4 separate regions of the Mus musculus genome follow, and regions 1, 2 and 3 are each linked to region 4. Evidence: chromatin loops called from intact Hi-C (ENCODE). Cell type or tissue: heart. All regions are shown on one strand. Region 1 holds the start of Sdhd (succinate dehydrogenase complex, subunit D, integral membrane protein). Region 2 overlaps Dixdc1 (DIX domain containing 1). Region 3 overlaps Sdhd (succinate dehydrogenase complex, subunit D, integral membrane protein). Region 4 has its middle 22 kb from the start of Gm32462.

What was found. Peaks named below come from ENCODE experiments on the same cell type or tissue, not always from the same donor. Only the 100,000 strongest peaks of a DNase experiment are listed, where the experiment ranks them.
Region 1: a loop joins it to region 4, with 2.8 times the contacts of the local background. A loop is called at or near these places in 11 of 42 quality-filtered maps.
Region 2: it touches region 4 in a loop (4-fold over the local background); 8 of 42 quality-filtered maps call a loop at or near these places.
Region 3: a loop joins it to region 4, with 4 times the contacts of the local background. A loop is called at or near these places in 11 of 42 quality-filtered maps.

The regions. Positions count from the first base shown.
Region 1 is chr9:50,600,496-50,608,495 of GRCm38, forward strand. It overlaps Sdhd (succinate dehydrogenase complex, subunit D, integral membrane protein), which reads right to left and starts at 3,354. Exons shown (of 4, transcript NM_025848.3): 1 at 3,243-3,354; 2 at 53-169. The coding sequence starts at 3,294. It overlaps Timm8b (translocase of inner mitochondrial membrane 8B), which reads left to right and starts at 3,406. Exons shown (of 2, transcript NM_013897.2): 1 at 3,406-3,544; 2 at 4,438-4,825. The coding sequence starts at 3,461. The coding sequence ends at 4,605. Nkapd1 (NKAP domain containing 1) reads right to left here. Exons shown (of 6, transcript NM_212449.2): 6 at 4,745-7,441. The coding sequence ends at 6,937. In heart, a CTCF peak has its summit at 3,517 (motif pointing right); a DNase peak (open chromatin) is centred at 3,316; H3K4me3 peaks cover 3,930 bases; H3K27ac peaks cover 2,471 bases.
Region 2 is chr9:50,666,976-50,674,975 of GRCm38, forward strand. Dixdc1 (DIX domain containing 1) reads right to left here. Exons shown (of 20, transcript NM_001374656.1): 18 at 2,475-2,580; 19 at 685-793. Among named protein-coding and RNA genes, the nearest start is that of Dlat, 11 kb to the left of the region's middle. In heart, CTCF peaks have their summits at 3,906 (motif pointing left) and 7,990 (motif pointing right); no DNase peak of the experiment used is centred here.
Region 3 is chr9:50,589,778-50,597,777 of GRCm38, forward strand. Sdhd (succinate dehydrogenase complex, subunit D, integral membrane protein) reads right to left here. Exons shown (of 4, transcript NM_025848.3): 4 at 6,563-7,473. The coding sequence ends at 7,308. Among named protein-coding and RNA genes, the nearest start is that of Sdhd, 10 kb to the right of the region's middle. In heart, a CTCF peak has its summit at 3,952 (motif pointing left); a DNase peak (open chromatin) is centred at 7,394.
Region 4 is chr9:50,459,672-50,467,671 of GRCm38, forward strand. No RefSeq gene overlaps it. Among named protein-coding and RNA genes, the nearest start is that of Gm32462, 22 kb to the right of the region's middle. In heart, a CTCF peak has its summit at 3,450 (motif pointing right); no DNase peak of the experiment used is centred here; H3K4me3 peaks cover 473 bases; H3K27ac peaks cover 634 bases.

The DNA of each region.
Region 1 (8,000 bases), 140 kb after region 4:
GCTTAGAATAATAAATAGAACTCCTGACAAAGCTGAGGCAGAGAGGACATACAGTGGTGGCTTGGTGACAGGTGAATGTGCTGGGTACCACACCGTCCTTGGGTAGGCTGGTCCTGGAGAAATGCTGACACATAAGCGGGTCTGACCACCCGGCTTCGGAGTAGGAGAGCTGAGGGAAGAAAGACAGGGCTCGTAAGTGCTTCCTAACGGGACCATGAGCAGGCATGACAATGAATACATTTTTACTTTAAAGGATGTATTTTAATATGCACGAGTGTCTTACCGACATGTAATATCTGCGTACCATGTGCATGCCTGGTATCTGCAACATCCTTCTTTATAACTAGAGTTATATCTGCCCTAGACCTGGAGTTATAGTTATAGCCACTATGTGTGTTCTGGGAAGAGAACCCAGGTTCTCTGGAAAAGCAATAAGTGCTCTTAACCTAAGAGCCATCTTTCCATCCCAAACTTTATTTAAAAAAAAAAAAAAAAATCTGTACTGGGGACGTAGCTCAGTTGCTTGCCAAGCATTCATGGGGTTTATTTCCAACACTGACCACATACACGCAGGCACTGGAGAGGCAGGAGCAGAAACTCAAGGTCAGCCTCACCTACCTATGGGGTCTGAGATCAGCATGGGGTCACATGAGACCCTGTCTCAAAAATAAGCAAGGAAAATCTGCAGACTCCTACATAGAAGCTACATAACTAAAAGGCCTCACTTTCTCTACTTAAAACCTGGCGGTTCTTACGTTTACTCGCCGAGTTATCGCATTCTAACTGCATGAAGTCTGTGCTTGGCAACACAGCAAGAAACATAAGGACAAAAAAGTCTTTGCCCTCAAGATACACAATTTAGTTCAGAAAATTAACCTAGTGTCCTCTTTCTTTTCAAGACCAAATTTCATCTGCACCCTTGGAGCCTTCCTTCCTGTTTCCCTTTGGATCTTGCCTCTTGGTGAAGACAGACTGATGTTCACCCAGCCACATCAGAGATTAGCCATGGGATGATAAGCAGCTAATTTAAATAGCTGTAGAAAAGTGTTCTAGTTTGCTTTCTGTTACTATGTAAATACCATGACCAAAATCAACTTAGGGGAACAAAGTGTTTACTTCAGCTTCCGATTCTAGCTCACTGTCCAGCGTTGAGGGAAACCAGGGCAAGCAATCAAGTAGAAACTGAAGTGGAAACCACAGGGGAGCGGTGCTTACTGGCCTGCTCCATGGCTCACGCTCACTAGCCTTATTATTCAGCCCGGGCACAACTGTCTACAATAGATAGTGCTACCCACAGGGGCCTGGGCCCTTCCACATCAGTCAAGAAACTCACTCACAGACATGGCCAAGGGCTAATCCACTGGAAGCGATTCTTCAGTTAAGTTCCCTCTTTCCAACTGACTAAGTTGCATCAAGTAGGCAAAAACTAGCCAACACAGTCAACAACTGCATTTACTTCCTAACACTGCTAAAAACTAGACAAAGTAAACAAAGGTTTAATGAGCTCCCAGAATGCTAACTGCATACATACACAAATAGATAATTTAATATTTTCTCTCCTGTCTTTATTTATTTATTTATTTATTTTGAAGGCATGCATGGTAGAGTTGGAGGGGTGGAAGGTGGTTATAGGGTTTCACTGTTTGCTCTGGCTGGCCTGGAACTCTCTATGCAGACCAGGCTAGCTTCTAACTCAGAGAGTTGCCTTGCTCTTTGTCCCTTGCCCCATGACCTTGAACCTTTTGACCCTCCCATTTCCAGCACCAAGCACTAGAATCACCAGCCTGTGAAAGCAGGCCTGAGCTCGTTCTAGTCTTGCTTCTGTTAAGTGTGGCCTAAGCCATCTGCCACTTCCCAACTGTTCAGCTGTGGAACTGTTTTTCATACACCTCATGTCTGTTCCAACTAGTCATGATCGAATAACTCCACGCAGCTAATTCAAGTAATAACCAATAGCCAGCCAGGTAGTTCCCTCTATAAATCACCAAATCCTACTGACACAGCTCCTTAACACTTCCTGAGACTGCCTTCTTCTCCCTTTCCCTTCCAAGCTCAGGACTTCACCTGCCTGGCTGCCGCAGCGTGCTTATCTCATCTATCTCATCTCCATGACTTGGGTCGGAACCTCCTCTATCTCCACCAAGGTCATCCATCTACTACACTGTTACTAACCTAAGTCTAGGCTGAGGCTGAGGCTTGTATAGTCTGGCAACAGGGCACACGCTCAGCAAGCATGAGATGCTGGGCTCAAAAGGGAAAGATTGTGAGGGCAGGTGGTGCACCCCAGCTACTCTGGAGGCTGAGACAGGACAAGTTCCAGGGCAGCCTAAGCAACAACAGTAACAGCAAAAATAAACCAAGATTGTAAACCTATCAAACCTTTCGATCTTACTCCCAACCTGGGCAACAGAGAGACTGTATTTTCAAAAGAGAATAAAGTAAGTCCTGTGGCTTAGTTCCATTTTGCCTTTCTAGATTACACTTTGACTTTCACAGATATTACTGTATTTGTTCCATTTTATCGCACCCTGTGCATCTTTATAGCCCCTCACTTTGGTTTTTGCTGCTCTCGGTTACTATAGGATGTAATTCCCTGCAGAGCCAAGGCAGGTTAGTCCTTTCAAAGCAAGTACCCCAAACGTTCTCTGCACTCAATAATGTCTACATAACACAACAGGTTTTGCTTTACTTTGCCTGTAGCCCCCACACAAGAAGTTCTTCGAGGGTTGAAACTGTTTAATTCGTGTTTATATACTAGCCTCTTAGGCGCCTGGTATAGGTAAAATGCCTGGTTAAAATGATTATCGAAGCCCTGAGTGAGGGTGCACGGTTTTTATGGCAGCCCTCGGGAGCAGTCACGGGGCTCCCGGCAAGCTCTAGGTTAGTCTTGTCTACATGGCTAGATCGAGGAAGACAGCACTACACAGCAAGCCACTCAGAACAAATTATCAAACGGACTCCTTCCATCCACACTCAAATAGGAGTTTGTTTTCATATTAGCCCGGGGTCACAACCACAGTGCAGAAGCGGAAAGTACGAGCTGGGGACACCAGCCAGCACGTAAACACTTGGGCCTTTAGGCTATAGCGGTCAACGTTGCGTCCGCATAGGTGGTGCCTCGAGGGCACAAGAGCAAGTTCCCTCCTCTCAAGACGTCCCACCACCCAGCGGGCGAGCTCTAACTCCTTCCTCTCCCCTGCTTCAGCCTGCAGCAAGAACCTTTGATGGCCAAGACACCTCACCTCGAGCTCCTTGGCCACTGCAGAGAACGCCCAGCTTTAAGAGAACCGCCATGTCGCTTTCGAGGGCTCAAGGTCACTCTACAACCCGGAAACAGTTATGTAGTAAGTCCCGCCCCGCGTAAAAGAACGGTGAGGCAACCTGAAGCGTGAACCGGAAGGCAGGAGACGGTGCGCTGCCACCGCGCGTGCGCACCCCAGCGAAGCGCCTGACTCCGACAATGGCCGAGCTTGGTGAAGCGGACGAAGCGGAGTTACAACGCCTGGTGGCCGCCGAACAGCAGAAGGCGCAATTCACTGCGCAGGTACGAGGATGAGGAAGGAACAGGGGAAGGAGGGTGAGGCGCAGATCCCGGGCACTCACGGAGCTCTGGACACTGCGGCACAGCGGCCCCACTCGATCCGGGCTGCGCCTCCCGCCCCAGTGATCTACAGTGCTCAGTGCCCGGGAGGCAAGCGCTGCGTGGGAGGAAAGGGTTCGAAAACAGCGGAAAGGTTTGGGCCACAGGAGCATGCGGTTATTAGCTGGTCGCTGGTCGGGAATGGCACTCGGAATCTCTGGGTTCCGACCTTGGAGCACAGGTGCCTGGAGACAAGACACCCGTCCTCACCATGAGATCTGGGTTCGTTGTTGCCCGCTGCCTCTGCATTGGATAATGTGATGATGTATTTGTAAATGGTGATCATTATTAGAGAAAGATGAGCCCTGCAGCTATCAGTGTTGACTCATTTGGTGTGGGACAGCGTATTTCCTACTAGGGTTTTAACCGTTCAATCAAGATAACCTTGGAAGTACTGATAGCTATCAAGAACCGACAGGTTAATGTCCTGACTTCCTCTGATTTAATAGTACTGCTAGTTGCTTTGAGAATTGTGAAAGTATGAATCGTTGGTTTGAAGACAGGGTTTCTCTGTTAGCCTGGCTGTCTTGCAACTCCCTCTGTAGACCAGGCTGGCCTTAACTCTGAGATCCACCTGCCTCTGACTCCCAAGTGCTGGGATTAAAGACCTGCCCCATCATCTCTCTGCAAAAGAATGAGTTCTAATGAGAATTTACTGATCTGGGGCTGTTACTGGTGACAAAGTAAAGAAAGAGTAGTCCTGAAGTGATCCTACAATATGCTATTAAATATCACAGAATGATGAACTAAGATATCTCATACCCTAATGACTAAAAAAGGTTTTTCTCTGCCCTTAGGTGCATCACTTCATGGAACTATGTTGGGATAAGTGTGTGGAGAAGCCAGGAAGTCGGCTAGACTCCCGCACTGAAAACTGCCTCTCTAGCTGTGTGGATCGCTTCATTGACACTACTCTTGCCATCACCGGTCGGTTTGCCCAGATCGTACAGAAAGGAGGGCAGTAGGCCATACCTTAGAATGACAGAAGACCAAAAGACTTGTTACCAAGCAGATTGAATGGCCAGTGGTGAAAGACCTGCCAACCTGTCAGGTTAGCGTCAGGCAGTTACAAAGTCTGTTGGTGTTAAAAAGTAACAGAGCAAATGTTCAAAAGTGAAATTTTATTTATGGGAATTCAGTAATTCCAACTTGTATCACACCAGTTAATAAATGTGAAGTCTCCAATTCTTGTTCTTCTAAATCCCAATTTAGGATTCAACATAATCATCTCTCAGGAACACTAATACATGTTCCAGAGCTGATCGTGGAAATGGGAGAGACAGGTTTTCAAAAGTAGTCCTAAACCACTGTTAAGGGGATTAGAGGAACCATCAAAGCCTTAGCCTAAGGCATGGATTAGAACAGAAACAATTTTATTGCTTATGTGACCAAGAAAAGATAGAACAGTGCGGGGTGGTGGGGCAGGGGTGTTAAATCAGGCAAAATGTGCTTTCCCTGGAGAAAAGATATGTCTGTTGTATGGGAGGAAGGTAAGGTCAAAACTCAAACTTGGAAGTGCCTTATTCTGCAGGACAATCTTCCCGAGTCTGTGCTTAGAATCAGTACATTTGTAGCACAAAACTGCATTAAGAATGCATGCCCAAAACTACTTCCAACAAAGATATCACTTGCTTCTAGAAGGTTATGAGGTAGTAACTAGACTCTCCCTCCACTAGACCCAAGGAAAAGAATATATCATGGAATATTGGCATTTGAGTACTAAAATCATTAGTGTTTCAGTACCCCAAAAGGCTCATGGAATATTGGCATTTGAGTACTAAAATCATTAGTGTTTCAGTACCCCAAAAGGCGGCACCTGCTCATAATCAAGGGATAGGGCACATCTGGCCAACCATATATTTTAAGAACAAGCATTTTATTAGAAATATGTTCCATAAAGAGCACAAATTTAGTTATTACTATAAAATGCCACTTCATGGGATGTCAGCATTATCATATTCTATTGCTGGTGTATGTCATGCTAACCATGAAGTATCTTTGTATTACACATGCAAAGAGTAAGGCCAGGGAGGTTAACCTGCTCTAGAACTCAATCAATTAGTGGCAGAACCATGGCCCACAGTCTTGAGTTTTCATGCATTCGCTCAGTACCAAAGTGACAACCTCAAAAACAAAAACCCTGATAAATGTCACTTTATCTTTCCTCTTAATGAAAAGCCAACTGTTCTACCAGCCACTTTCCAGTGGTATTTTGGTTTCTTTTAATATCAGGATCACAGTATATAGCAGGGGGAAATAATATGTTCTTGATAATCAAAACACAAAGTCAGACTGGGAAGTGGGTATGTCCCTGAGAAGTGTGTTTCATTTTGGAATTGATTCAACTGGTTTCAGGGAAAATCTAAAATCCATTAATAGAATTAGAAATGAACAAGGAAAACAACAGGACTGGGGGTATGGCTCAATGGTAGAGCACTTGCCTAGTATATGCAAGGCCTTCGGTTCAATCCCCAACTCAGCAAAAATAATAATAATAATAATAATAATAATAAAATTTTTTTAAAAAACAGACATTTAGATGGCTGATGCCCTGAATCTCTTTGAAAGCATCATGGCAACATAACTACTTCCTAATTCTTTCCATTTGATAGATAGGACAACCAAACAATTTCAAATACAAGCCCATTTAGGCAGTATACAGCAATGGAACTAGAAAAACATTTACTATCCAGTTACTGTTATGTTTGGGTTATGCTAAATGTAGCTGTAGACCCTGGCCAGCAGGGAGATTAGGCTGAAAACCCTAGGTTCCTTAGCAGTCATCTGTAGAGATTACCATGAAGGGAAAAGGTTTGTTCTTTTAACTATTTCCTCGCTCAGTAAACTGGATGCCTATAGGGCCCAACTGCAGAAGAACCAAAGCACCAAAGCTGAAGGCAGCATGCCTCCTGTATGAATAGCACGGTCTCCTTGTCAAACCATTCTATTTAGCACTACTTCAGTCTTCCTCCTCCATCCTGGACTCTTGATTCCATCAAATCCAACATTGCAATTGGTGTGCCCAGGTCATTACTGAGTTCAGCTTTCTGGGTTCTTTAATTTGCTGTATAGGTATTCTACCCTAAGTGATTAATTGAAAAAAATAATTTTTTCAAGAAACCTTAATAAAATACCAGATTCCCTATTAACAAAAGAGGATGGAGATTAACAAGCCAAAATAGGAAAAAAGGTATCTGGGGCAGGACAACTCTGACCTCAGACGCCTGCCTGTGCTGCAGGAGTCACTGGCAACCCCCCTAACGAGTCAGTGGGAAGCAGGACTGCTGCTCTCCCACTTAGTCATCCTCCGAGCTCTCAGCAGACCTGGCGTCGGTAGCCACCTTCCAGTTCCTGCGCTTGCTTGTCCTCTCCTGTACCTCAGGGTCAGGCATGGGGACATGGACACTCTTCTCTTTCTTTTTCCGTTTGGTTTTCTTAGTATCTCTTTCCTCGATGTCCTCAGAACTGCTAGATGCAGAATCCTCTGACTGAGAAGTACCACTTTCTCCCCCTAAAGGGAAAGTGATTTTAGGAGACTTTTTCCTGGACTTTTTCTTGCTCTTGTGTGGTTGCTTCCTTTTCCTAGTACTAGAAGCTCGAGTTTCCTCTGAGAACTCACTTGAGGAATCTGCTGTTATGTCCGTAACTTCCTTTTTGTTTTTCTTCTGTTTTTTGTGTGACCGTTTTTTCTGCTTCTTCTTATGGGATTTCTTTGACTTCTTATGTTTTCGAGATTCACGGGCAGATGATTTTACCTGGGGAGATGGTTTTTTTCCATTGGTAATGTCTTGCTGATCACTACTAATAAAAAGAAAAGGCAAAACTTTTACGGAGGAAAGAAAAAGTACATTTCTATTTCATATTCTGCACTCTGGGTAAATTATTAACATCTGAACTGTAAGTCAGACTTTGAGTTGGGTATGGTGGTACACAACTATAATCCCAGCACTTAGAAAGCAGAAGCAAGCCGAGTGTGGTGGCACACGCCTTTAGTCCCAGCAGTTGGGAGGCAGAGGCCAGCCTGGTCTACAAAAGTGAGTTCCAGGACAGCCAGGGCTATATAGAGAAACCCTGTCTTGAAAACAAAAAACAAAACAAACAAACAAACAAACAAAAAAAAGCAAAAGCAAGAAAACCTCCTAAGTTAAGGACAGCTTCCTCAACATAACAAGTTCTACACCCCCAGGACTACAAAAAGACACCGTCTACATACATACATACATACATACATACATACCCAGCAAATGAGAGCTCTGATAGTTACTGTGTGACTCATCTACTACAAAGGTTTTATTTCCTCATCTTTAAAACCCGAACTTGGGCTAAGCATACTGGTATATATCTATAATCCCAATATTTG
Region 2 (8,000 bases), 210 kb after region 4:
TGCGCCATTGTCTGTTATACATGTGAACTGCTTCTTGATTCTGATTTTACAGGGGGTTATAGTTAAGAGAGCACCTTGAATCTCCAAAAAGATATTGAACTTTGGACTTTACTTTTAAAGTGTTGAGTCCGTGACAGACTGTGGACTTTTGAAGTTGGACTGAATGCATTTTTGCATTATGACATGGTTACAAACCTATGGGGGTCAGGGAGTAGAATGGTGATTTTAATAAGAAGTGTTCCCCATAAACTCTTATGTTGGAATGCTTAGACATCAGGGGGTCTACTTGGCACTACTTGGGAGAGATTAGCAAAGGTGGTCTTGTTGGGGAAAGTTTGCCTTTGGGGATGGGCTTTGAGGTTTCAAAGGCCCAAGCCAAGCCCAGTGTCTGTCTGTCTGTCTGTCTGTCTGTCTGTCTGTCTGTCTCCTGCCAGAACAGCAGAACTCCAGTTCTACCACTCAGTAGAACTCTCAGCTCCTTCTCCTGCACAATGTCAGCCAACACCATGTCATGCTTCCCACATGATGATAATGGACGGAACCTGCTTTCTTTTCTAAGAGTTGCCTCAGTCACGGTGTCTCTTCACAGCAATGGAACACTGACTAGGGTGGGAACTCAGGTATTTCTGGGAGCTAATTCAGGAGTGACCAGTAACACTCCCAGCTTGCTCCTGGATTCTGTACCTCTTCTTTGACTGTGCCAAACTCGGGATCCAGTGCTTTGAAGTGGTATCGGTGATTCCCTTCCCGATCAATAGCTGCTTTAAAATCCTTCAGTGTCACCTCCCCCAACCTGTAATAGAGGAGAGTGTACCAAAATAGTTTGTCAATTGATAGGCTGGGAAGGTAGTGTGTTAGTTTAAAATCCAGGTCCCAACAAAAGTCAACAGGCAGAAATAGCATGGCTTTGATACTAGGTCACGGCCCTTGATAACCAAGATAAAATAAAAGTTGGGCAACCAGTCAACACTAGGAATGAGCATGGCATTACACATCAGGTGATCCAAGAACTCAAATTCATTGCTTTTGCTGTTTTTAACCTAGAAAATAAAGTATTCAAAATAAAATTAAATAACTACTAATATTACTAAGTTTTCTCAGTTTTTCTCCTGACATAGTGGCCTAGTTTTCTTAGGCTGATAAAATTAAATCCATCAGTTTGTTTGTTTGTTTGTTTTGTTTTGTTTTGACAGGGTCTCACTCTGTAGGCCAAGCTTGCGTTGGCTTTGCTACACAGCGTAGGAAGACTTCAAATTCACCATCATGTTTCAGGGCCCCAGCTGACAGACTACATGTAAGTGCCTCTCAGCATTCCTCTGTGTTTGGAAAATACAGAAACGCCCTGTGGTGGCGCATGCCTCTAACCCCAGCACTATGGAGGCAGCAGTGAGCAGATCTCTGAGTTCAAAAGCATCCTGGACTACAGAATAAGTTTCAGGACAGCCAGGACTACACAGAGAAACCCTGTCATGGAAAACAACACCCCTCCCCCAAAGAAAACAATACAAAACAAAAATAAAAACCCTCACTTTTATCTAGTCCAAATAAGCAGACTCTAAGAGAGGAGAAACCCTAGGAAGCTCCCTTGGTAGTTGGCCAGGGTTTATTTTATTTATAAACCAGAGCCTTAAGCAATACGAGGCAAGCACGCTGTCAGTGAGCTCCATCCCTGGCCCCACGCAGCATCTTTATTCTGTACTGAGATGAACTTCTGGGACATTCTCCACACAAATCCTTACAGGTATGACTTGCCGTCACCCTTGAGTAGTAAACACCCACGAGTGGGGCCCAGGAGCTCAGGCTAGAGGTCATGGCTACCAGAAGGGGCTATTTTGAATACTTAAAAGAACAAGTTTTTCCAAACTTGTATAGCTATCAGAACAAGAAGCACAATTATTTTTCCTGTGGGCCTGGGTATGGTGGTGCATGCCTTAATCTCAACACTTGGGAGGCAGGGGCAGGTGGATCTCTGTGAGCACAGGCCACCCAGAGCTACACAGTGAGACCCTGTCTCAAAACACTAAAACAAAACAAACAACTCAAAACAACATACAGTGCTTATTCCTGTGCCTAGCAATACCTCCTGCTTGTCCACTATAATGTCACTGGTTGCTGGGTGTGGTGGTGGATGACTTTAACCTCAGCACTCAGGATGCAAGGCAGGAGGGAGTTATTAGCTGGAGGGAGGCCAGCCTGGTCTACATAAAGAGTTCAAAACCAGCCAAGGCTACATAGTAATACTTTGTCTCCAACAACACCACCAAAACCAAAATACAAACAAACAAAAAACCAACAAAAACCCAAACAAACAAACAAAACCCTGGTAAGCAGGAGGCAGAATCTCTAAGTCCTGGGCTCTGGTTTCCATACAAGCTGGCTTTCAAACACCTTCAGCTGCTCATCAGGCTGTTACTGAGGACTCTGCTTCTGTTCGGTTTGTCTTTTACAGTGAAGGAATGGCATGGACGTCTCACCTCTTTGGAATATTGACCATGAAGGGCGTGAGCGAGCGGTCGGTGAAATAGAGCACCTTAGTGCAGGTGCTGCTGACGGCTGGGGAACTCTGGGAGTGAGGCAACGCTGCAAGCAGAGACAGAGTTAGAGCGTTCCATCCCATCCAAATTCCTCCCTTCCTTTACTCAAAATGTCTCAGGAGGCTGAAGCTGCCCGAGGTCACAGCTCCTCCATCAGCCTTGCCAAAGCACCATGTTCCCAGAGCATGGCTCATGATCGTCACGAGGGCAAGAGGTGCCTCGGGCATGAGCATCATCGTGGGCCCCATTTCTCATTCAATCCAGGGATTTCTGTCAGAGGAACGCCACCTGCTCTGACAGCACTGTTACTAAAGGTCAAGAGGTCAGAGAATGTTGCCTGGCTGGATTTCAGGCGACTGAGTAGACACCCAGTAGGACCTGCAAACTGCCTACATTCAGATTTTGAAGATTATTTGCATGATTTATAAAAAGAAAGAATAATGGGGGGAAAAAAACCCAGGGAAAATGTACTATCAAAGTTCCCAAGTACTATCCCAAGGGCCTACAAAGGTGTGGTCCTGTGCTGTGCTTGGGGTTGCTGTTGTTGCTGTTGTTGTTTTGAGACACAGTCTCACTATGCAGACCCGTCTGGCTTAGAACTCATGAGAACCCAACAGATCTTGAACTCACAGAGATCTATCTGCCTAACTCTGTCTCCTGAGTGCTGGGATTAAAACTGTAGGCCACTCACCACACCTAGCCTACATTTACTTTAGTGTGGGCCTGCGTGGAGAACAAAGGACAGATCTGAGGGGTCAGTTCTCTCCTTCCACCCTGCTGGATCAAGGGCTAAACTCAGACAGTCAGGCCTGGCAGTAAGTGCCTTTACCCACTGAGCCAGCCTGCCAGACCCTCAAGCACTCTACTGGGTGATACAGATGGTTCCGGTAACACCCATCCAGTCACCAAACAGGAGCTGTACTGGTAATGGATATGTGGAGAACAGTCAGACCAAACAGCAAACGCATGTACAATCTCACCATGCTTCCCGGCACCTGTGCATTGTCAACCTCACCTTCTAAACCACAACTTAGAGTCAACAGCTGTCAGAGAAGGAGGAAGAGAGAGGAGGAAGGAGGAAGAGGAGGAGGAAGAGGAGGGAGGGGAACTTCCAGGAAAAATATGTATGCCAAACCCAAAATACCTTCATAGGAAAGGAATCTTGTACTTTGTTGTTTGTATTATTACTTTGAAAAATGCTCTTTTGCTATTAAGCTTCTCTGTGTATATGAAAATATATGAGCTTTTGAATTTATAAATGCCTTAATATCCAATAAAGCATCAGGAGAGACTAGAGAGGTGAATCGTCTCTGGCAAGAGACCTGAGTTCCCATTACCCACACTGTCCTGTTCCAGGGCTTCTGGTGCCCTCTTCTGGCCTCTAGAGGCACTGTACGTATGGTGTATACACATGCATTAAAAAGAAAACAAGGAAATCTTAAAAGATAGAGTTGGACACGGTGAGTTGGACACGGTGGTGCACACCTTTAATCCCAGCACTTGGGAGGCAGGAAGAGGTAGACCCCAAGCCAGCCAGGGCTACATAGTGAGACCTTGTCTCAAACAACAAAACGGAACTAGAGAACTAAAGATTTGCTGAAAGGACCCTGATATAGCTGTCTCTTGTGAGACTATGCCAGGGCCTAGCAAACACAGAAGTGGATGCTCACAGTCAGCTATTGAATGGAGCACAGGGCCCCCAATGGAGGAGGTAGAGAAAGTACACAAGGAGCTAAAGGGATCTGCAACCCTATAGGTGGAACAACATTATGAACTAACCAGTAACCCGGAGCTCTTGTCTCTAGCTACATATGTATCAAAAGATGGCCTAATAGGCCATCACTTGAAAGAGAGGCCCATTGGACTTGCAAACTTTATATGCCCCAGTACAGGGGAACGCCAGGGCCAAAAAGGGGGAATGGGTGGGTAGGGGAGTGGGGGTGGGTGGGTATGGGGGACTTTTGTTATAGCATTGGAAATGTAAATGAGCTACATACCCAATAAAAAATGAAAAAAAAAAGAATAAAAGTGAGTCTTGCACCAGGCCTCATATACAGCAAGTTCTAGGCCAGCCAGAGCTACATAGTGAGGCCTTTTGAAAGAAAGAAAGAAAGAAAGAAAGAAAGAAAGAAAGAAAGAAAGAAAGAAAGAAAAGAGAAGAAAAGAAAAGAAAAGAAAAGAAAAGAAAAGAAAAGAAAGCTAGCTAGCTTGATGTCATTCCCATTTTAGGAACGTTAGACTCCGTTCTTCAGTGTCATGGGGAGTAAGTACTCAGAGGGACTGCCCCCGTGAAGGGACCAGCCATGTCCTATAATCCTTCTAGAACCTTCTTTAAACTTCTAGATTCCTAGCATGTTCCAGTCCCAAAGGAGGGTGAGACACAAGGATCTAATTCCTAAGTTTGGGCTTTATAACTCATTTAGAAACCTGATCTGCTAAACCCAGAGGCCCTCTGAGCTCTACGGACACTGCCCTTCCAAAGTCTGTTGGATTTCCACTATGTTCTAGCTACTCATGGTGGGTGTGGCTGGATCTCCACTGTATACCAGCTGCCCCTAGTGGGTGTGGCTGGCAGTAGGGGGGCTTTCTTTGATCAGTATCTGCAGGGATGGGTCAATGGGTAAGAGCACTTACTGCTCTTGCAAAGGACCCAGGTTTGGTACCCAGCACCCATGTGGCAGCTAATAGGTGCCTGTAACTCCAGTTCCAGGGAATCCAATGCCCTCTTCTAATCTCTATGGACAATAGGCATACATGTGGTACAGACATATATATAGGCAAAAACACCTATACACATTAAGAAGCAAAAGATGTGACCAAATGTTATGTGTCTATTTTCTTTCTCTCTTGTAGACAGGGACTCAGGAAGCCCAGGCTGGCCTCCAACTTGCTGTGTAGCCAAGGATGGCCTTGAACTTCTGACCCTGCTGCCTCTACCTCTGAGATACAGGTGTGCAGGACCACAACTAGTTTATGCAATGCCAGGGATCAAATCCATGGCCCTGTGCACAAGAGGCAAGCTTTCTACCAAGTGAGCCACATTGTTAGGCCAATTTTTTTGTTTTCTCACCAAACTAGGAGTACTGGCTGGTTTTGTGTGTCAACTTGACACAGGCTGGGGTTATCACAGAGAAAGGAGCTTCAGTTGAGGAAGTACCTCCATGAGATCCAGTTGTAAGGCATTTTCTCAATTAGTGATCAAGGGGGAAAAGCCCCTTGTGGGTAGGACCATCCCTGGGCTGGTAGTCTTGGTTCTATAAGAGAGCAGGATGAGCAAGCCAGGGGAAGCAAGCCAGTAAGGAACATCCCTCCATGGCCACTGCATCAGCTTCTGCTTCCTGACCTGCCTGAGTTCCAGTACTGACTTCCTTGGTGATGAACAGCTGTATGGAAGTGTAAGCTGAATAAACCCTTTCCTCCCCAACTTGCTTCTTGGTCATGATGTTTGTGCAGGAATAGAAACCCTGACTAAGACACTAGGTTTCTCATAATTACTATTATGCTGGTCACAAACTAGCCATGAATCCGAGGCTGGCTTCAACCTCATCATCCTCCTGCCTCAGCTTCCATAGTGGCATTACAAGTGTGTGCGTGGGACAGGTTTAGCTATTCAGAAACAGTTTCTACGCTATTGCTCCCTCTTGGTGATTCCAACTGCTCCCATCTTAACCCGATGTCCTTTGATCCACTCTGCTCTGGCCCTGCTTTCCTGTCCCGTATTATTCCTCTCCTCGTGTTTAAATTTTGCATTTCAATCACCACATTTTTAAGTTTGTGGATTCCTTCAGTGGCTATGTTGAGTCTACTGAGGCCTATGCTGGAAACCGTCTTCAGATTTATCTGTGCTTTTATTTTTAACCCTTTTATTTTATTCCTTATAATTTGTCTCATTACTAAAATCCCTCATCAGCACATTTTTATCATAACAATGAATACATTAACCTGTTATTTATTTATAATTCCTGGTCTCACTTGGGTTTCACTCTGTTGACTGATCTGGTTCTTGGCAGTGGCTTTTTTTTTTTTTTTTTTTTTTTGCATAGGGGTGGGATGGGACTAGTATGCACAAACATGTTGAGGTCATGGATCAACTTGAAGAAATTAGTTCTTTTTTTTTTTTGAGGTGGACTCTCAGGGTTGTTTTGATTTGCATTTCCCTGATGATTAAGGATGCTGAACATTTTTTCAGGTGCTTCTCAGTCATTCAGTATTCCTCAGGTGAGAATTATTTGTTTAGCTCTGAGCCCCATTTTTTAATGGAGTTATTTGATTTTCTGGAGTCCACCTTCTTGAGTTCTTTATATATATTGGATATAGTCCCCTATCTGATTTAGGATAGGTAAAGATCCTTTCCCAATCTGTTGGTGGCCTTTTTGTCTTATTGACGGTGTCTTTTGCCTTGCAAGAAGTTAGTTCTTTCCTACCATGTAGGCCTAATAATTTGTTTTTGTTTTGTTTGTTTTTTTCAGAGCAAGGCCTCACTGTGTAGCACTGGCTGTCCTGGAACTTGCTCTGTAGTCCAGGCTGGCCCTGAACTTAAGAGATTTGTCTGTCTCTGTCTCTGTCTCCTGCCTTCTGGGACTAAAGGTGTGTGCCATCATGCGTCCAGCTGGCCCTCATAATTTTTTTGTGAGTGTCAGATATCAAGTGTTAAGGCAATAGATAATCCCAGTACTCAAGAGGCTAGGGCAGGAACAAGTACGACTGTCTCAGAGACAGGGGGAGAGAGAGAATGAGAGAGACATAGACAGAGACATACAGACAGAGAGGACATCTTTGGCTATGGTGTACTGTGTCTTCTGCCAGCACAGGAGTGGCAACAGCAACCTAGCTGAGGCTGGGCCGTTGGTTCTAAGGCCTGCTACCTCTCCTCACACTTGTGGGGCAGGCCCTTTGCCAAGTGAACTAGCCTTTGGGTCTGGAATCTTGTACTTAGCATAATGTGTTTTCAGACTTCATTCGCTTTCAAATGTGTATCAGTACTTTCTTTATTCTTTATTCCTTTCTGAGGCTGAATAATACTCCACTGTTTGCATCTATCACATGTGCCTATCAGTTGGCAGATACCCGTGTTAGTTCTTTGGGGGGGATATACCTATTACTTCCTGTGGTCATTCTGTGTTTATCCCTTGATGATTGTTTTGCCCACTATATAACCTCATAACAATGCAGAAGAGTTCCAGGCTCTCCGTGTCTTTTGTCAACACTTGTTAACTTTCCATTTTCTTGGAACCATCTAGAAGAAATGAAGTGGTGTGTCACTGTGGGGTTTTCTTTTCTTTTCTTTTCTTTTTTTTTCTTTTTTTTTTTTGAGCTAGTGATTAAATGCAGGACCTGGCCATACAGTGGGGTTTTTTTTAAGGACCTATTTTATTCTTAATTATGTGTCTTCTGTCTATATTTGTGTGGGGTGTGTGCATGTAAGTGTGGGTGCCTTCAGAAGCCAGAAGAGGGCGCTGGATCCCT
Region 3 (8,000 bases), 130 kb after region 4:
ACCCAGAGCTTGCCAGTATGGCTCATCTTATTAACCAACCTGTTCTGAAGTTCCCAGACATCCTTCTAAAGCTGGAATTACAGGTAGCTGCATGGTTCTGCAGATCCAAACTCCAGTCTCACACTTGCAAGACAAATATTTTACCTACTGAGCCACAACCCCAACTTCTGATTTTCATTTTGTTTTCTTGTTTGGTTGGTTTCTTTCTTTCTTTCTTTCTTTTTTTTTTTTTTTTTTTTTTTTGAGACAACCAACATCTCATTAAAAACCCAGGCTGACTTGGAACTCATTACCTAGGCCAGGAGATCCTCCTGCCTCAGCCTGCAGGCACAGACATGTACAACCATGTCCACCCAGCATAAATTAAACTTTAGAAATGGACGGTGTAGTGGTCATTCTTTGTTGTCAACTTAGCTACATCTGGAAATGAACTACAATTCAGAAATGGAGGGTACACCTGTGAGAGATTTATTGCTTGATTTGAGTGGGTGAACACCCACTTCTAGTCCAGACCTTTGAGGTAGGAAAACACAATTTTGATCCAGATCTTGGGGCAGGAAGATAGGTGTCTTTAAATCAGATCTTGCAGTGGGAAGATCCACCTTTAATCTGGGCCATACCTTCTGCTGGAAGCCAATAGAAGGGTATGGAAAGACACTTTCGCTCTTTGCCTGTTCGTCCTTGCCTTACTAGCAAATCCATTCCTTCACTGGCATTAGAGCCTACTTCTAAGGGATTCCAGAGTGCTGAAGACCAGCAGAGACATCCAGCCTTGTGGACTAAGAAACTTCTGAATTCTTGGACTTCCTGTTCATAGTTTGATTAATTAGACCACAGCCTGTAATTCATTCAATAAATCCCATACATATATAGAGGGGAGGATTCATTTGTAAGTTCTGCTACTATAGAGAACGCTGTCACAACTCTCTGTCCCTTTGTTTAAGAGCACAGAACTAATTCATTCCAAGTCTCCTCCAAATTAGAATTAAATTCACCCCCCCATCCCCCGCAATTTTTCCGTGTTTCTGGGTCCTTTTATAATTTTTCCCTTATAGTAGCCATTACAACACTCCCGGTAATTCATATTGGTTTTCAGCACAAAGAGGAAAGTTCCCAGCAGAACGGTGCAGCTCCTGGCCCCTACAATTGCTGAGTCCTCTGCTCATTGCCTGCAGCTGCCAAATTAAGCAACAGGCGTGGGGATCCCCAATGTCAGCAGAAATGGCCTGAAAAGAAAGCTGTGTTCACATTAGGTAGCTCTGCTCTCCCTGTGACTAACATTTTTTCATAAGCTTCTCGGGCTCTGACTCACTTCTCTATTTGAGATGTTTATTTCCTGGAACACAGTATAACACTTAATGCCATGAGAACCCATTTTCACTTTGAATGATGCTAAAATTCTGTGACAGCCAGAGAAAAGCTTCCTCCTCCTCTGCTTCATGTTTTTGTTTTGGTTTTGTTGACACAGGGTCTCACTATGTAGTTCAGGCTGGTCTCAAACTCACTCTTCTTGTGTCTGTCTCCCAACTGCTAGGATTGAGGCATGTGTCGCCACATCCTGCTGAGGCTCCCAAGTGTGGTGCAAGCATGCGTGTATGTGCATTCGTGGTGTGTGTATGTGGGGGGGAGGGGAGCTTGGGTGTTCAAGTGAGTGTTTGTGCACGTTGTGTGCATGCATGTGTGTGTTCATGGTGTGTGTGTGTGCGCGCACATGCGTGTGTGTGTCTGTGTGTGTGCATGTGTGCACAGCACAGTGAAGAAAGCACATTCCCACCTCACTTTTGTGTCTCCTCCCTTTTGTTTTTGCTCTGTGATACACTGGTTTTACCTGGGGCTCCTCCAATGGGCTTAGAACAGGGCTATCCACGGGTGCATTGCTATCCACCAATGGCAATGCCACAAGAGTTTTATTGAATAAATTTATTAGATGAAACAAAAGGACCTAAACACAGACCTATTGAATTCTTTGAGCTCCTAAGTGACTGGGGAAAAACAAAGTTTAAGTGAATCGCACAAAACTCTACAGTAAGAGCCCGGAGGGCAAAGAGCAGCGCAGACTCTATGTGGGAGTGACAGTCAGTCTGAGGGAGAGGGACTCGGCACCAAGGGCTACCAACAGAGGTGAGTCGAAGCTCAAGTAGCAAACCATCAGTCACACCCATCTCTCCCTCTCTTCTGTTTGTTTGGTTTTTGCAAGACAGGGTTTTTCTGTGTAGTCCTGGCAGTCCTGGAACTCACTCTGTAGACAAGGTTGGCAATGAACTCAGAGATCCGCCAGCCTCTGCTTCCTGAATGCTGGGACTAAAGATGTGTGCCAACACTGCCCAGCTCACACCCATCTCTTTAGAAGAACAGTCAAACCAGAAAAGGAGCTGGAAATGTTTTTTAACATGTTATACGTATGGATGTTTTGTCAGCAAGTATGTCTGTGTACCATGTGTGTGTAGCACCCCAAAAAGACCAAAAGAGTGTCTGGTTTCCCCCTGGAACTGGAGATATAGAGGGTTATAAGCTGTCATGTGTGTGCTTGGGATTGAATCCAGAGTGTCCACAAGAGCAGCAAGTGCGCTTAACCACTGAGCCATCCCTCCAATCTATCCTGTCCCTTATTCACAACATCTGAAGACATGAACTCTAACAAACAGAAAAAAAACATAAAATAAAGGGTGGAGTTGCATGCAAGAGACTGAGGTGAGTGGGCCGAAGGGAGTCTGATGTCACGCTGGGCCACACAGCTGAGCTCAGAGCCAGCCTGGACTGTGTAGCAAGACCAGTTTCAAAACAGAAATTTCAAAAAGCAAAATTAGGGGCTAAAAATGTGACTCAGTGGATAAGACCACTCACTGGTACAGTAAGAGGACCCAAGTTCAAATCCCCAGCCTCCATATAACTGCTAGAGAGGGCAGTGCATACCAGTAGCCACTGCACTGACAGGAGCGATCCTATGAGCTCACTGGGCAGCTAGCCTAGCCAAAATGCTAAGTCAAATTCAGTGAGAAACCCTGCCTCAAAAAATAAGGTGGAGAGCAGCCAAGAAAAAGACCCAGCATCCTCCTCTGGTCTCTACATGGGCACAAACATATTCCTCCTAACCCCTAAACACAGATACACAGCAACAAGATAAATCTGAATGAGTTCCACAAATACAGAGGTTGAACACAAAGAAGAAAAACCATGTTCACCACTAGACAAAGACACAGATCCAAGGCCATTGATCACACTATTACTTATGACAGAAAATAGATTCAAGCTAGAGGTGTAAACAAAAGGACCAGGTCCACGGATGGTGAGACCCACTGGGGAACCTCCTACAATCACCTACTCTGGAAGAGCAGCTCTATTACACAAGACTGCACGGAAGCGGAAGCGCTGACTGGCATCCGCAGATGCAGATAGGTGTGGCAATGGCGTGGCAGTGCAGTGACGTCATCCAAGACTCAGGCTCCTCTGTGCATGTCCTCTTTAGCATCCTGACTGGTGCTCACAGTGATACCTCTCTCAAGTTCCTTCTCTCATAGATAAAACTATTTTAAAGCAGAACGGAGCTCGAGGACATGAGAGTGAGAGAGAGAAAGGGAGAGAGAAAGAGACAGAGAGAGAGAGAGGGAGAGAGAGAGAGAGAGAGAGGTCCGAGGAAATAGAAGCGGAGGTAGAAAAGCCACACTTAGTAGAGTAAAAGTACAAGCTATACTTAGACTGTATCTACTCTGAAGAACACACCAAAAAGAGAATTGGTGCCCTCGGCCTTTATTCCTTGTAATTATTACCTTCTCCGCAGCCCAGAGTGACAATGTGCCTCTGGCATGAAAGCAATATCCCATCCTTTCAGGCCAACCAAGGAGAAAATCCATCCTAATACTACTTGGGAGGCTGGATGGCCCAGTGGTTAAGAGCACTTGCTCCTGTACCAGAGGACCCAGGTTGGTTCCAGACTCAACCTTCTGCAGCCCCAGTTCCAGAGATAATCTGGTGCCCTCTTCTGGTCTCCATGGGCACTGCATTTAGTGTGTGTGTGTGTGTGTGTGTGTGTGTGTGTGTGTGTGTGTGTGTGTGTGTGTGTGTGTGTGTGTACACTTCTGCACGCACACACGTGCATGCATACACACATAGAAGAAATAACTGCATCAGATCCTCTGTGTACACATTATGGCTATTAGGTTGGTGTTTTTGTGAGCCTCTTAACAGTAGGAACGGGTGTATCTCTGACACTTTTGCCTGTTCTTGAGACTCTTTTCCTTCTATTGGAATGCCTTGTCCCAGCCTCCACTAGGATTTTTGCTTTGTCTTATTGTAGCGTGTTTTGTCCGTCTGGCTAGCCTCCCTTGGAGGGAGAAAATGGAGGGGGACTGGATCTAGAGGAGAGCTAGGAGAAGGGGAGGGAGGGGAAACTGCGGTTAGGATGTAGTCTATGAGAGAAGAATCTATTTTCAATTTTAAAAGCTTAAAGAAAAAAAAAAAAGATCTGGCTTCGGGACAGGGAGATGGCTCAGCGGGTGAGGTGCTTGATTCTGAGCCTGTTGACCTGAGTTGGGTCCCCAAAACTCACACGGTGAAAAGAGCTGACTCCTGCAGGGTGCCTTCCGACCTTCACAGGAGTGTGTTCCTCCCTGCATCTGAGCACATACAAGATAAGTGGCGCACGCCTTTAATCCCAGCACTCAGGAGGCAGAGGCAGGTGGATTTCTGAGTTCGAGGCCAGCCTGGTCTACAGAGTGAGTTCCAGGACAGCCAGGGCTACACAGAGAAACCCTGTCTCAAACAAACAAACAAACAAAAAGTAAGTGCTTAAGAATTCTTTTTTTGGCTCACTGTGTAGTCAGTTGAGGGCCAGTCACTCTGTGGCTGGAACTCTGGAGTGCCTATGGCACTGTCACCATTTAATCCATCTCACGCTTTAGCTCTGTGGTGGGGAAGGAGTCTCTAAAGCACTGCAGCCCGCACTTCTTGGAGCTCTGCACTTTACACTCGCTGTCGCCAGTTTGCTGTTAGCCCTGTGGTCACTTTGAAGCTCCTGCCTTTGGGTCATGTTTAACCTTCCAATTGGTTACCAACTGTGTAGCCTATACACTGACTCTTAAGGCCAACGCTGGCTCACTTTGAATCTGGCCACAGAAAGCCAGCACTTAAAAAAACAACAACACAAAACCCATACAGGGAGCTGGCAGGCTTTCACCACAGCACCTGAACTCTGCCTTGGTAGTCTGTAATTAGTTACTTATTATGTATTGTTTGCATTGCATGTGCTTATGCAGTTTGTAGGGTAAACAGTGGGTCATTTCACCTCCACCCTGTGGGTCCCGAGGCTCAAATTCAGGCTGTCATGCTCAGCAGTTAAATAACCTCACCTGCCGAGCCCTCTCGTCCTCCTGTATCTTTTTTATTATATCAGCTTTTCCTTTTAGTGGCGTGTGGTTCATGTGTGTCACAGCACAGCTGTAGAGATCAGGGAACAATGGGAGTCACCTTCCCACCACGTGAATCCCTGTCAGGCTTGGCAGCAGGTGTCTTTACCCACTGAGCCATCTCTCCGGCCCCTTTTCCAAGCCCGTGAGCTCTGATCATGCCGCCTGACATACTGATACAAATGGTTGCCCTTTCATGGAAACCCTTCCCGGCCTTGCCGCCCAGGCCATCCTCCGGGAGTGAAATGTACAGTGTGGTTCATCAAGGCTCACAGTCAGCGCACCCAGAACACAGACTGAGAAAGCTTGGCACTCACCCGAATGATAGCACAGTTCTAACCCCTACCACTCCACCTTCATGCTTAAGCTGCCCGTTTCTGCCCATCATGAGCCCTTTCGTCCCGTGGCATTCTATGTGAACTACTCATTTGCTAAGTCACACAAAGCTAAACTCAGTTCTAATTCCCAATTGTGGATGTACTTACTTTTAATTATTGTTTTTTGGGTTTGTTAAGTAAGGGTCTCACTCTGTAGCTGGCTTGGAACTTACTGTGGTCTACGTTGGCCTCAAACTCCCAGCAATCATCCCCCAGACTCGCAGAGAGTGGGATCACAGGCATCTACCACCATACCTGGCATAACCCTGGTTTTTTGTTGTTGTTGGGGTTTTGTTTGTTTTTTGTTTTTTCGAGACAGTGTTTCTCTAAGTAGCCCTGGCTGTCCTGGAACTCACTCTGTAGCCCAGGATGGCCTCAAACTCAGAAATCCGCCTGCCTTTGCCTCCCAAGTGCTGGGATCACAGGCATGCGCCACCACTGCCCGGCATAACACTGTTTTAATGAATAAAACTACAGCCTGCCTGGCAGGCCACTACTCAGGCTAGTCAGATGGCTTGAGCCCAGGATTTTGATGCTAGCCTGGGCAACAAACTAAGGCACCATTTGAAACTAGAACAAAACAAGTGAGTTTTGTGGTTTCACAACTGTAACTCCAGCACTTGAGGGGCAGAAACAGAAAGATTGCAAAGTTTGAGGCCATCCTGGTCTACCTACAGAGAATTTCAGATCAGTATGAGCTTGTAAGAGTCTATTTCAAACATGTAAGCACCAACCAAAACCCAAATATTAGAGAATACTAGCACATAAAAAAAAAGTACAATGTATTTTCATTATATAATATTTTATTTAAAAATTTTGTTTTTTCAGAGTACACTTTCTTTCTCATTAACAACTCCCACGGTGGGAAGACAGTTTATCACTTAGTCTTATACTTTTGGACAGCTCACTTCTGCACAATTGAGATACATTTGAAGAGTAGTCTGTTTGCAATCTGTCATATTTTAATCCACAAACAAGGAGAACTCCCTAAATTGAACTTGTCTAAATCCAGCTTTCCTCAACCTCCTTCCTAAGACTTAGACAAATTAGTCATTGAGAGCATCTCCTGATTAAATGTTCCCTAGAAGCAGAGCCATCAACAGAGCTGGTGTCACCTGAACAAGAATGGGAGGTTCCAAAGGGAATACTTTCGAGCTTCATGCAAAGTCTAACTCAGGAGGGAACAGGCCTCCCTCCTGGCTGAAGAGATGCTCTTATCCTGACAGCAATCAGCTGGCTCTCCTTAAGAAATGGTGGTCAAAGGCAACATGAGCTCATGAAATGTTCAGTCTCACCGCGAGGCTGTGAGCTAGTGCCCACACTCAGTGGAGTATGGAACACAGACTCACGAATGGTCGAACCTAACTCCTCAAACCTCTTCCTCAACAAATAAATTCTGAAAATAACCATGTAATTAGAAGACATTCTGCCCACCAATGGGCTTATCCTTCATCCCCCCTCACTGCGAGGTGAACGGCATTGGTAAAGCAGAGGCAAGGAGGCACACAATCAAAGTGCTGCACCCAGGTCAGAGCTTCCACAGCATGGCAACCGCTCTGCAGATGCCGACATCGTGGTAATTGAAGTAGCAAAGCCCAGCAAAGGTCAAAGCTGAGAGTGCCAAGAGGCCTGCCCTGGCAGCCTTCGGCAGGGTGTCCCCATGAACGTAGTCGGTAACCACTTGTCCAAGGCCCCTAATGAAAAGTCAAACACAAGGGCAGTTAGAGGCCATGCAGACAAGTTAAGTACCCCACTCACCCAAAAGAATACAAAACACCCCAAAATACAAAGTCTCTACCTATGAATACTCCAACAACTGTTTGCTCTCACAGGGATCTTGTACAGCCACTCCACAGGTGGAATTATTTCTATGCTTTGACATAACAGCCCAAGCAACTCACAGTTAAAAAATGGAAACCAAAATGCAATAGAGTTGCTAATAGCCCAGCAGTGGTAGTTCAAGCCTTTAATCCCAACACTAGGGAGGCAGAGGGAAGTTTGAGACCAGCCTGGTCTACAGTGAGTTCCAGGATGGCCAGGGCTACACAGAGAAACCTTGTCTCAAAAAGCAAGCAAACAAACAAAAAATTGAGTTGCTAATAATGTAATAAAGAGATCTCATCCTGTGAATTTACATTTCCAGGAAACTAAATGTGCCTCTATCTGTAAAAATCTTCTTTTCATTTTTAACTACAGCAAATGTTTTACAGAGTGTCACTCG
Region 4 (8,000 bases):
TTGCTGGATCCAAAGTGTCATTCGACCTGTGTTTTCTGGTGACTGTAGGGAAAACCCCATTTCCTTCCCCTTTTCACTTCCCTTGGCTCTAGCCTTCTTTCTTTCTCCTCCCTTTTCTCCCCCCTCCCCCACCCTCTTTAAGCAGAGCTCTCACTACCTCACTGTGTTTCTCAGACTGGCCTCAAACTCTTGGACTCGAAGTATCCTCCTTTCTCAGCCTCCAAAGTAGGCCAGCATCCTCTTTGGTCCTTAAAGACAGAGACACCTGAACAAGTCAAGGGTCTCTAACATGACATGGCTGTTGCCCTTCTGCCTCTTCCTCTTTCCCATTTTAGGACACTGGTGGTTGTGTCAGGACTCCCCCAGTATCTTTTCAGATACTCTGATTTCAGATATTCTGATAGACCCACTAGCATCCAACACCTTCACAGGTTCCAGGGATTAGAAAGAGGCCATCGCATGAGGTCATTATTCTGTCTACCACATACAACAGTCTCCAACACTGTTTAGGATTAACCACCAAGCCATGGTCAGCATATTCCAAGGAATATTTCCTCCCTGGAGAATACCTTGGGTTTCCTCTTCCTTTTACGTTTTCCTTTGCAAATCGTCTCCACACAGTGAAATCCTCACTGAAGAACAAGCTACACTCATGGTGGTCACAAGCACTGGGCAACTGGTTCAGTGCCCAGAGGCACTTGGGAAGGCTTGGGTGCAAGGGCTGAAGGCCAGCCCAGGCTCAGCTCTCCACACTGCTCACTGTGCTTCAGCCAGCAGAAGGGAAGCTATCATGCTCAAAGGGACTAGGCTTTTTCTAACACATCTGGCCAGGGGGGACATATAGAATACTTCAAACTTTTCCCCTCACCACACCATTCTCTAACTCACTGGGTCCCATGCTTCCCATTTATTATAATGTTGTACTGGCTGGCTTTGTGTCAACTTGACACAGGCTGGAGTTATCACAGAGAAAGGAGCTTTAGTTGGGGAAATGCCTCCATGAGATCCAGCTGTAAGGCATTTTCTCAATTAGTAATCAAGAGAAAAGGGCCCCTTGTGGGTGATGCCATCCCTGGGCTGAGAGTCCTGGGTTCTATAAGAGAGCAGGCTGAGCAAGCCAGGGGAAGCAAGCCAGTAAGTAACATCCCTCCATGGCCTCTGCATCAGCTCCTGCTTCCTGCTTGAGTTACAGTCCTGACTTCCTTGGTGATGAACAACAACGTGGAAATGTAAGCTGAATAAACCCTTTCCTCCCCAACTTGCTTCTTGGTCATGTTTGTCCAGGAATAGAAACCCTGACTAAGACAAATGCCTTATACATATTTACTATTATAACACTTGTCAAAATGTATCAGCTTCAATGTCCTCTTGGTTGCCTGGGGACCCGGATGTGTAAAACTGTTACCATGTGTATTTAAATAAGCTTAGATCAGCACTTGTCAGATTGTTCCCATTTCTCCGCATCAAATTGTTCACTATTTCTCCAACAAGGCTACGGAGCAGCATCTGCATACATGGCCTGGTAATAGGTGTTAGGGACAAATGGTAGCATCCAAGGAAGCAAACAGTGAGGGCTTGCATCCTACAGGGTACAAATCTGCTCCTCAAACGAGTGTAATCTAGCACGGCTCCCTCGGCAGCTGCTCAAATCAGGAAATTCTGAAAGAAAAAAAAAAGAGAGAGAGAACTTGGGGAAAGATGATCCTTCAGCTTGGTAATTTTTACTTTTTATTTTTACTTTTTAAATTATGTATGCATAGTGGGTGAGTGCAGGTGCCTAGAAAATCCAGAAGAAGGCAACAGATCCCCTGGAACAGGAGTTAGGGGTTTCAGGAACTGGACTCAAGCCCTCTCCTCTGCAAGTGCAGTACGTGTTCTTAAGTACTGAGCCGTCTCTCCAGACCCAACTTGATGAATTTTTTTAAGTGAATTCAACACAGTATATAAAATGCAGTGGTTTGGAGCTCTAATGTCCTTCAGACCCAGGCTCCTGGTTATCCTCACAGTATCTTGAAGATTTCTTCCCCTGTGTAATGGGAGCAAATTCTTAGAGTGGGTTTGTGAGGACCTGGCAAGTCAGGCCTCCCAGCAAGGGTCTGAGGCTGAGACAAGGAGGGGCTGGGAGGGGTTGCTTCTCTTCCATCTCTTTGAGAGCCACAAGGCAGCAGCATCCTTTCTGGAACCAAGTAGGCTCCTTCAAGGCAAGGTGATGTTTCACAAGGTTCACATGATAACCACAGTTCACAGAAGCAGGCCACAGGAGTGAACACTGTATGGGGGATTAGGGGAGATTAAGGAGAAATCCAGAGATGGCTCAGTGGGTAAAAGGCCTGATGACCTGAGTCTCAACCTCGATTCCATAGCCAGATGTGGTGTCTCACATCTGTAATCCCATCTCTCCTGAAGTAAGACTGAAAGTGGAGACAGCAGAATACCTGGAAAGTCGTGGGCCAGCTATGAGTTTCAGTAAGAGATGGGCCACCAGAGTAACAGGAATAAGAATTACCCTGACTCAGCAAGGTAGAAGGAGAAAAGAGACCCCTGAAATTTGTCCTTTGACCTGCCATTGCCTGCCAAACACACACACACCATATTTACACATCATACATACCATACATACACACATCATACATAGCACAAACAGTGCACACACACACACACATACCACACGCACAAACATAACATACATAAACATACCACACACACACACACACACACATAAATAAAAGTGTATTCTAAAGAAAAGAAAAAGAAATCTGAGAGAAGTCAGCCTGCAAACCACTGAGAGGACACAGGGAAAGGTCATGGGTGCCTACAGCTGCTTCTCTAAGCAGAGGTAGACCGATAGCCAAGAGTTGCAAGGAGGAACTTGGTTGCTCAATACAGGAATCGTTGGAACGAGAGTTGATCGGGCTGACGCAGGCCATCATTTGGGTGTGAAATAGATGGGGCCTGTGATGGGAAATCATGGTTGTCAACTTGGCTGCATTACAACCAAGCTATCACAGACCCACACCTCTGGGTGGGTGTGCCGGTTCCGGAGAGCAGTTAACTGAGGGGGAGTTTCACCTTAAATGCGGGTGGTGCGCAGGAGTCGAAGGCCTGGAGAGAAGGAAGAAGGAAAGGAGCTGGCGCAGGCCGCGAGGGCATTCCCCTTCCTCTGCTTCCTGGTTGCCTGTGGCACAAGCAGGTCGGCTCTGCCACCTGCAGCGCCCCACTCTCTTGACCTTCTGAAGCCCCGAGGCAAAACAAATCCTTCCTCTGTCGGCTACTTCATCGTAATTAAGCAAAAGTAACTAGTAAAAGTAACCAATACAGGACATAAGTGGGCTTTGGCTGGATTTTGAGGGAGTTTTTTGTTTGTTTTTGTTTTTGTTTTTGTTTTAGCTCTGAGAAGTGATCTGGAGCCCATTCTTGCCTGGGTCTTCATAGGCCGTACTACTATCTGCCACCAGGGGGCACAGGTGCTCCAAAAGAAGCAGTTGCTGTAGGGTTTTTGTTGTTTTGTTTTTTTCTTTTTTCTTTTTTTTTTAACTCATTTATTTTATGTGTGTGGATATTTTGCCCACATGCATATGTGTGCACCACACGCATGCCTGGTGCACACGGTAGTCCAAAGAGGCTGTCTTATTCCTAGAATAAGCACCAGCCAGCCAGCCATGTTAACTGCTTTGGGTTCCCTCCCATGACAGAATCCTCCTGTTAAGTATAACAGCCAGCAGCAGCAGCAGATAAACCGAAGAAATGAGTTCAAGGAAGCAGCCTGCAGTGTGTTGAGGATGTTTGAGTCATAAATGAAATGGACCCAGTCATACGGAGTCATATGAAGGTGAACTACCTATTCGCAGCTGGCACAGCTGACTGCTGGAGCAGCATCCGTTGGCTGAGCCCACCCACTCAGAGGACCAGAAACACACGGAACCAATCCTGGTGGCTCATTTCTATTGGGGGGCATAGCCAAAGAAGCATGGCCCTAACTGAGAGCCTTTGAAGCTGTTGACTGGGCAAACATCATTCTCTTCCTGGAATAACTGGAGGTGGGGTGCAGCATCTGCAGGAGAGGGCAAAACTGGGTCCAGCGTTCTCAGTAGGAGGTAGTGCAAACATTTCCTCCAAGCCATAGATACCGAGGAACCAGCTTCTTGTTTGCAGCTGCATGGTGCAGCATGGCAGGTTTGCTCTCTGGACATGATGGGTGTTGAGGGCACAGGGCAGGGGACAGCCCTGATTGTCAACCAGGATTGTCTGCTGCAGCATTGCACCAACTTCTGTGGCTTCCTACAGGAGCAAACTACTTTTCTGAGAGGTTCATCTAAAAAGAATCCAACTGAAGCAAGTTGACCCTTCTGGCTTAGTACCCAATAATAGAACACGCAGATTTTTTTAAAAATTAATTTTGGAAAAGAAAAAAATGTCATTACATTTAGCCGGGCAGTGGTGGCACGCGCCTTTAATCCCAGCACTTGGGAGGCAGAGGCAGGCGGATTTCTGAGTTCGAGGCCAGCCTGGTCTACAAAATGAGTTCCAGAACAGCCAGAGATACACAGAGAAACCCTGTCTCGAAAAAACCAAAAAAAAAAAAAAAAAAAAATTGTCATTACATTTAAAAACAAAATAGTTTTTAAAATCTCTAAAGTGCCCGGGCCTGGTGATAAATACCTTTAATCCTAGCACTCAGGAAACAGAGGCAGGAGGATCTCTGTGAGTTCAAGGCCAGCCTGGTCTACAACATGAGTTCCAGGATAACCAAGTAGAAAGATCCTGTCAAAAAAAAAAACAAAAAAAAAACAAAAACAAAAAAACCCAAAAACCTCTACACTGGTCATAACTGGAGTAGTAGCTGATATTTTTAAGGTAGGGCTAGAAAGATGCTCAGTGGTCAAAGGTCAAAGGTCAAAGCTGTTCCTCGGAGGACCTGAATTCAGATCCCAGCTCTGACATCTCTCTGCTCACAACCATCTAGAGCTCCAGCTCCAGGGGATGTGATGCCCTCTTCTGCCTTCTGAGGGAGTCCAAACTCAGGAATGCCTACTTTACATATATACATAGCTTTAATAATAAAATAAATGAATACATAGAATAGTCACCACAGAATCTCCCAGAATCCAACCACAGAGTCAAGGAGTTAAAAGTGTAAACGATGGAATTGAGCAAGATTGTGCACATCTATGGTCCCAGCACTTGTGAGGCACAGGCCATCCTGCTTTATCTGGACTACATGGTGACCCCCAAGCCTCAAAAGAGAAGAAAAGAAAATCTAAAAGGGGCAGGTGGATTAAGAGTCTCTTAACCATCCCGTAGAAGTTCCAAAAGAAGCTGGAAGGAAGATTGAATGTCTTTCTGCCCACTTCCAATCCACTAGCAGATTTTCTTGCCTAGCCCTTCAAAATGCACTCCATGTTGGACAAGTCCTTCCCACCTCAACTGCCCCTCTGATCTCTGCCACCACCATCTCTGACATCTGTGTGATACCAGCCTCTTATAGTCTGGGGTCCACACAGAAGCCAACGTGGTCACTTAGAAACATAATTCTGGCCACAGCTCTCTTCTCTAAGGCCTCAAACACTGTTCTCACGTTAGAACAAAGTCTGGGTCTATTCATAATAGTTAAATTCTGATTTTAGGGACTCACGAGATGGCTCAGCTGTTAAAATTAACAGCTGTCTTAGTTAGGGTTTTACTCTTGTGAACAGACACCATGACCAAAGGCAAGTCTTATAAAGGACAACATTTAATTGGATCTGGCTTATAGGTTCAGAGATTCAGTCCATTATCATCAAGGCAGGAACATGCAGCATCCAGGCAGGCATGGAACAGGCAGAGCCAAGAGTTCTACATCTTCATCTGAAGGCTGCTGGCAGAATACTGGCTTCCAGGCAGCTAGGATGAGGATCTTGAAGCCCACACCCACAGTGACACACCTACTCCAACAGAGCCACACATTCTAATAGTGCCAAGCATATACAAACCATAACACTTCCTTAGGACCTGGGTTCAACTTCCAACTCACATGGTGGCTCACAACTGTCTGTGACTCCAATAACAGAGGATCCAATGCCCTCTTGTGTCCTCTGCAAGCACCAGGCACATGGTCACAGCCACACAGGCCAATGAAACAACCATACACAAAATAATAATAATAATAATAATAGTAGTAGTAGTAGTAGTAGTAGTAAAATTCAAAGGTACTTGATTGTCTACTTGGTTGGATTGAGAGTGGCTGTAGTATAACCATAAGGGTGAATCCAGATAACTAAATTAGAAGGCTCTGGCCTAATAAATGGTTTAACCCACTGTTGAATTGAAAATTCGAATGAATTTAGGAACCATTGAAACTGGAAGTCAGGAAGTAGTTGGAAGAAGTCAGTCACTGAGGACATGTCATAAGGGGCTTGGTGTCACCTTGGCCCCTTCCGGTTGCTTTTCTACTCTGAACCCTGTCTGCTATAATGTGACAATCTCCCAGGTCCTTCCCGCCGCGGTAGACTGAAACCGTGAGTTAAATAAATCATTCCTCTTTTACATCATTGTGCTGAGGTATATGGTCACAGCAAGACAAAAGTAACTAATACACTATGCTCTCCGGTTCCATCCTGGTTCGGCTGAGATAAGCATTCCCACTCCTCTGGTCTAGCCCACTGAGGCCCAGCTCTAAAGCTCTGACTTCCGGGCTGCTCCTCCAACCAGCACTGACTTCCGGGCTGCTCCTCCAGCCAGCACTGAGTCTCCATCTTAGGGTGTACGCCATTGGCTTTCCTCTGCCTGGAAAGAAATAGCCTCCAAATCACCGCAAGAGTTCCCTTGGGTCACATACCCCGTCACCAGAGAAGACTTTCCTGTTCTGTGTAAACAGCCCACCCCAGGTCCTATCACTGGCATTAGGAATCAGAAAATGACAGAATGGCCTCTTAAGTAAATGCTGTTGCTCGAAATGGTTACCCATAGAAGAAAATATCAGAGTCTTCTCGGCTATAATTACCAAACACAAAAATAAATCTCTGATAAGTTCAAGTGAAATTTCTAAATTTTAAAAGAAAATGGGGAGAGGAGACCGGGGTTCAGCTCAGCTATAAAGCGCTGGACTGATGCACAAGGCCCCAGGTTCCATTTCCAGCGCCATATAAACCAGGCTCTACAGTGTGCACCTATAGTCCTGGGTCAGAAGACCTCAACTTCATCCTGGGCTACACAAGACCCTGTCTACAGAGATTTAAAGAAAGAAATGGCTTTCTAAAACATCATTAGAGAAAAAAATTAACTCAGAACAACACTGACTATAGAAATAAAGGTTAGAAATATGATTTGTGTGGGAAAGAAAATGCTTATTCCAAAATATATGCCACAAAGAAAAAGAAAAAGAAGTCAGGTGATTTAATTTTTTTTTTACAATTTCATACATGAGTACTGTTTTTACATCATCTCCTGCCCCTTTCTCTCCAGCTCTTCCTGTGTCCACCCTACTCCCTCACAAATTCATGACTTTTTCATTGGCATTTTTATACATACATCAAACATACACTCACACACACATCTATATGTTTAACAATACTAATATACATTTGTGTGTGTGTGTGTGTGTGTGTGTGTGCATGTGTTCATAAGCTACTGAGTCCATTCAGTGTTGTTCTGGCTAGCAACAGGCTTTTACAAATTATCCACATTTTAAAGAGAGGTATAACTCACAAAAGTTTAGTGTTTCATATCCAAGTAGAATAATAAACAAAGGTATGTGCCTTGTAAAACAGGAACCCAAACTACAACATCATCTGGCAGAGAACATATAAGGCATGCATTCATTTACTCGAAGGAAATTCGCTTTAGACAATAAGATCCTACTTTGCACAGGCTTTCTGAAAATTAAAGTCTGACAGTTTCAAGAATTAACAAAGCCGTGGAGTGCTACAGTCACCTCTGGGAGGAAGTGGCATTGAACCAGGGACCTGGAAACTGAGAAGCCTTCGATTCGAGAAGCTGGGGGAAGCACTTCCAAGAAGCTTTGG